Regions from separate parts of the Homo sapiens genome. Here region 1 is linked to region 2. A link is an interaction called in ENCODE POLR2A ChIA-PET data of the cell type or tissue named here. Cell type or tissue: PC-9. All regions are shown on one strand. Each heading gives the region's core, and the rest is flanking DNA. Links, peaks and the distances in the headings are about the cores only.

Region 1 (2,912 bases), core at 238-2,737, 110 kb after region 2:
TGGAGTGAGTGCAGTGGCTCGATCATAGCTCACTGCAGCCTCAAACTCTGGGCTCAAGAGATCCTCCTGCCTCAGCCTCCCAAGTAGCTAGAATTACAGATGTGCACTACCATGCCTAGCTAATTTTTAAATTGTTTTTTGTAGAGACGGGGTCTCACTGTGTTGCCCAGGCTGGTCTTGAACGCCTAGACTCAAGTGATTCTCCTGCCTCAGCCTCCCAAAGTGCTGGGATTACAGGCGTAAGCCACTGCGCCTGGCCTGGAAGGCAGCTCTTATTGACCTCATGGTGGCCAAAGCCCCCTCCCCTGTTTCTCCATCTCCCGTCCCTGTTCCTACAACAGCCATCCCACAGGACAGGGAGAGAAGGAAGGGAAGAGGGGAGGAGGGGAGGGAGGAAGGAGGGGAAGGAGGGAGAAAGGGAGGGAAGAGGGTAGCAGGGAAGGAAGGGAGGGAGGGAGTGAAGAGAGAAGCGGGAAGGGAGGGAAGGAGGAAGGAGTGGCTGGGTCTTTTCCTTTCCTTGGGCTCCCCACATCCTTCTACCTACAATGGGTAGACAGTTACCCTCTAATATGCAGGAATGCACAACAGCCGACTGGAGACACAGCCTGGTCCGTGGGTGGCTTCCCGAGCAGCCAACCACATTTCCCTGGGCTGGACAGGGGGAAGGAAGCCAATCTAACAGTTGGCCTGAAAAACATCCATGCATCATCCTGTTTTCCAGCCTTCACTTTTTCCCCAAAAAAATCAATTTCTGAAAGTCAAAATGATTGATAGCTTTATACCCTGTGCAATCATTCTCCTTATTAAATAACTCAGCATCGATGATTTAAAAAAGGCTTCCAGAGTGGTGGTGGTTACAGGAATCTATACATGTGATAAATTTTCACAGAAAGACACACACATGAGTGATGCATGTAAAAAGTAGTGAAATCTTGAGGTCAGGAGATCGAGACCATCCTGGATAACACGGAAAACCTCATCTCTACTAAAAAAAAAAAAAATACAAAAAAATTAGCAGGGCGTGGTGGCGGGCGCCTATAGTCCCAGCTACTCAGGAGGCTGAGGCAGGAGAATGGCGTGAACCTGGGAGGTGGAGTTTGCAGTGAGCCAAGATCACGCCACGGCGCTCCAGCCTGGGTGACAGAGCGTCTCAAAAAAAAAAAAAAACTACTGAAATCTGAGTAAGCTCTAGGTTAGTTACCAACATCTATTTCCTGGTTGCGTAAGATGCTATCATGCTGGATCAAGAGGACACAGGAACTCTCTGCTATTTTTGCAACCTCTTGTGAGTCAAAAATTATTTCAAAATAAAAAGTTTTAAAAATCCAAAAAAGCCTTTTAAACAGTAAAATAAAATAAAAATAATCACTTTTTAAAAAAGCTCCCAGGAGGAAACACCACAAACCCATCCCTTACCTGAGAACTGGGAATCAGCGCCTTCCACCAGTGCCCGCCCTTGACCAGGTCAACTTCACACAAAGGCACAGAAACTTTCCCAATGACACAGTGGCGGGAGAACTTATCAAAATCCACCACGGTCAGGAGCAGGGTCCTCCTCTGGGCCTCCAGGAAGGGGATCTCGAAGGTGTAGCGCTCCTCAAACACGGGCTTCTGGGTCTTGCGTTTGACCCCGGTCTGCTTTGAGTTCTTCTGGTCTGGCAGGAGACAGATCTTGACGTAGGGGTTGGAGTGCGCCATGTCCTGGCGCGAGCCATCGTGGGAGATGGGAGGTGGCAGGTCCCTGGCCTCGATCACGCGCACGGTGAGGTGGTTGTGCAGCAGGTCGTACTGAGTGCTGAAGTGCAGCATGCCCAGCTGGTACTTGGACAGGATCTCCTCGTCTGTCAGAGAGTCCACATCGTCGCTGTTGGAGTCGAGGGAGTACAGGTGGGGTTCGAACTTCCTGAAATAGTCGTCGGGGTTATAGGTCCGTCTGAGCACCGAAGGTTGGATGGGCTCCTTCTTGGCGCTGAGAACGCCAAACTCGATGGGTTTAATATCGATGAGTGGAGAGCTGGGACGTCTTGACTCAAGACCTGAGAGCCACCAGAAATAACAATGAAGACAGCCACATACGGGGCAGACCTGGGCCACTTTGCAGGTAAGCAGATTCTTGCATTGTTTACTCTGCTTCAGAATGACCTTTGCCATCTTTCTCCACACTCTGAAATACTCACTGATTCTGTGACAGATAGTTTGGTGGCACTATTGACACCTTGCCATCATCACAGCAGCTAAGTGCCAGGCACTGCTCTAATGGACTGTGTACACTACATCATCGCATATGTGCAATCACAATCTTCACATCCCCTTGAATTATTAGATAATTACTATTATCCCCACTTTATAGACGAGGAAACAGAAGCTTTAAGTAACTTTCTGAAGGTCACACACTTGCAAGTGTAGGAGCCAGGGGTCAGGCTGGTCTAGCTGACCCCAGAGTCTGGCTCTAACCATTATCCTACGATGTCTCCACTTTAAGAGAGTGAGCTCTGGGACCAGAGTGCCTGGGTGGAATTCCATCTCAGCCACTTACTCACTACTCGTGTACTCATTACCAGTGAGCCATGTGACTCCGGGCATATTCTTTTGACTCTCTGGGACTCTGTTTTCCCATCAGTAAAATAGAGTCAATAACGGCACCTACCTCAAAGAATGTGGTGAAGATTCACTGAGCCAGGGCATGAAAAGAGCATGGCACAGAATGTGCCCGTAGGCACAGACCAATAAATGGGAACGACTGTACTTCTTCAAGGTTCATATTCAAACCTCACCGCTTACGGGCCGCCTCTCTCCCTTCCATGAACCAGCAGAATGCATTGATCCCAAGTTCATTATTCCAACCTTTGCACATCCCTCTCTTCTAGCAATGAGCTCATGGCATTCTTGCTAATTGCCCAAACAGTTGTCTT
Region 2 (2,912 bases), core at 176-2,675:
AGTCTGTTCTTTCTTCCCCTTCTGCATTCTTTTTGACCTTCTCCCATGAAGACCTTCTCAACACCTTTTAGCTGTTCTTCCTGCTTTGTCTCACCTCCCAGGTCCAGAGGCATTCTTCCTCCTTGGAACAGCCTGACCTCATTTCCCTGAAACCTCACAGGTGTTCCCTTTGCCTTTGGGAACTGCTTGCCCCTAGCTTATTCTCTGTCATTCACCCCCTCCTTACTCTGTGCTCCAGGTTTGCCCACACTTTTGCCATTTCTCAAAGACATGTTCTGACCTTTGCAGATAATTCCCTTGACCTGACTTCAGCCAATTCTGTTTCTCCTTTGAGTCTCTGCTGCAGTGACTTATTCAGGGAAGATGAGGTAGGAGCCTCTGATAAATGCTTTTAGAGCCCCTTGCACCTCAACATTCACACATTCCTCCTCTATCCCCATCAGCATCTGTTGTGATCATTCCTCTTCCTCTGGTGCCTTGGCACGTAGTAGGTGCACAATGACTGGGCTTGAATGCATAAATACATGTAGGGAATCAAACACCACTTCTTGAGGGCAGCCTCTTGGGAAAATGGTGAGAAGGCTGTGTGCATAACTCATGCCTTTGAAACCAGGAGTCCTGACACTGCGATGGCATTCCTGGAGTTTTTTTAACCAAGTCCTGAAAGCAGAGGTTGCCAGATCCTGGTTTTGCATATTGTTTAGGACAACGATTGCTACGAAGGCCAACCTCAGCATCCCCTGGGACCTTCAGACTCCCAGGCCCCACCCCAGGCCTTCCAAATCGGAGTCTGCATTTTCATAAGAGCCCCAGGTGATTCTTGTGAATGTGAAAATCTGGGAAGCCCTGGTCTACAGTGTGCCAGACTGAAAGATGGAGCCTGTAGAATTACTGATTCATTCATTCATTCATTTTCTCACTGAACAGAGCCTGGCAAAGAGGAATTAATAATTAATTAAATGAAAGGGGCTGAGTGGAGTGAGAAGGGGAAAAGGGTCCTTGGTCTTAAAGACTGTGGATATTTCAAAAAGAACCCCTGCCTCCAACCCTGTCTGCTCCTCCCAGAGTGGAAAACAAGTTCCTTGAGCCATTTACACCCCACCTCCCCATTCTGGTCCTTTAGGTTTTCTCCACTGAGTAATTTGGTGGTTATGGATGCCAGGGGTGAAACACACCAGAAAATGGGGCTGTGACAGGTCACTGCTCAATTACTCCCCTTTCCAACAGGGCAGGCAAAGGCCTTTAATTGTGAGGACCTGGGAGGTGGAAAAGAGCGCTGGCTTGCACCAAAACGATCATTAACTCCAGCCTGCACGGCATTTCCCCCTCCTCCTTTACCTCTTGGGTTTAAGGAATTGGGAATAGTAGGCCTTTCATCAGCCTGACCCCAAGCCAGCCTCTGCTAATCTGTCTCTTGTGAAGGGATTTCTTTAGCTTTATAGCTTGACAGTCAGGTAACCATGGCAACACAACAATCAGCGCCAACTCTGACTCAGCATTCACTGTGTGCCAGGCATTGTGTTAAATGCTTGATACAGAAAAATACACTCAATCTTCACACATCCTACCAGGTAGGTGCCACTATCACCCCCACTTCACAGATGAAGAAACCAGAGCACAGAAAGGTTGGCCAACTTGCCCAAGATCGCACAGCTCCCAGCTGGGATTTGAAGCCAGCCTGTCTAGCTCCAAACCTAGAGAGTCCTACTGCATTTAAGCCCATTTCCTTTTGCTCCAATCTTGATGGTCTGGTCCTTCATTAATTCCTTTATCCATTCAACAAGTACTATTTGAGCACCTACTTGGTCTCAGGCAGTAGGTTACAAGCTGAAGATACTGTGTGGTATACTACACAGATGCGCCTTCTGACCTCATGAGCCTTATGGTCTATGAAGACCAAACCTAAGAAAAATAAGCACAGGCCAGGTGCAGTGGCTCATGCCTGTAATCCCAGACTTTGGGAGGCAAAGGCAGGAGGATCGTTTGAGGCCAGGAGTTTGAGACCAGCCTGGGCAGTATAGCAAGATTCCACCTTTACAAAAACACTTTTTGTAAATCAGCCATATGTGGTGGCACATGCCTGTAGTCCCAGCTACTCAAGAGACTGAAGAGGGAGCATCACTTGAGCCCAGAAGTTCCAGGCTGCAGCAAGCTATGACCATACCACTGTACTCCAGCCTGGGCAACAGAGCAAGACCTTGTCTCTAAAAAAAAGAAAGAAAGAAAAAGAAAAAGGAGCAAAAATAAAGATGTCATTAGCATGTAATTTGTGGATGTGTATCATGCCAGCAAAAACTTCAGGGAGCAGCCCCCTCGATTATTTTAGAAACTGGCTGTTTGCCCCTTTCTCTCCCTAGTTGAATTGGTGGCTGCCCTGTCCCCATCTTCAAGGATCCCATAGGTGATTATGACACGGCGTCATGAGTTCCCTTCCTGGATGGGGGAAAAGAGGGTGTTGCCACAGGAACACCTAAAAGTGGAACATAACCCAGACCTGGAGATCTGGGAGGCTTCTTAGAGGAGGTGCTGTCTCAACTGAGACCCGGAGGATGAACAAGAGTTAGAGAAAGAGTGTTCCGGGGGGAGGACACAGTGTGTGCAGAGGTCTGGAGGTGTGAGAGAGAATGGAGCTTTGGAGAATTAGAAATGGTTTAGCATGGCCGGGAACTTGAGAAGGAGAAGAGGGAAGAGATGAGACTGGTGGTGGGGGAGGGGAAGTGGAGGGAGAGAGGCAGAGGGGAGGGGATGCACAAAGGGGCTGTTGCTCTGGAAACCAGGAGGCCAAACCACATGGTCTTTTCCTTCAATTAGCAACATCAGAGGCCCCCAAGGTCTCCCAGCTGGGGTGGGGGGTCAAAGCCTTTGGGAGTTCTGAGCTTGTTAGGAAAAGAAAACACATCAGTGGAACTCAG

The links. Peaks named below come from ENCODE experiments on the same cell type or tissue, not always from the same donor. Only the 100,000 strongest peaks of a DNase experiment are listed, where the experiment ranks them.
Region 1: POLR2A ChIA-PET joins it to region 2 with 22 read pairs; 3 of 35 experiments call an interaction of 5 or more read pairs at or near these places.

What each region holds. Positions count from the first base shown.
Region 1 is chr16:19,182,652-19,185,563 of GRCh38, reverse strand. It overlaps SYT17 (synaptotagmin 17), which reads right to left. Exons shown (of 8, transcript NM_016524.4): 5 at 1,417-2,036. LOC124903658 (a long non-coding RNA gene) reads left to right here and starts at 1,504. Exons shown (of 2, transcript XR_007065012.1): 1 at 1,504-2,101. RefSeq lists an enhancer at 102-918. In PC-9, for the core only: no CTCF peak of the experiment used is centred there; a DNase peak (open chromatin) is centred at 1,193; H3K27ac peaks cover 1,503 bases.
Region 2 is chr16:19,290,150-19,293,061 of GRCh38, reverse strand. The region is part of intron 1 of CLEC19A (C-type lectin domain containing 19A); the gene reads right to left. Among named protein-coding and RNA genes, the nearest start is that of CLEC19A, 5.9 kb to the right of the region's middle. In PC-9, for the core only: no CTCF peak of the experiment used is centred there; a DNase peak (open chromatin) is centred at 1,441.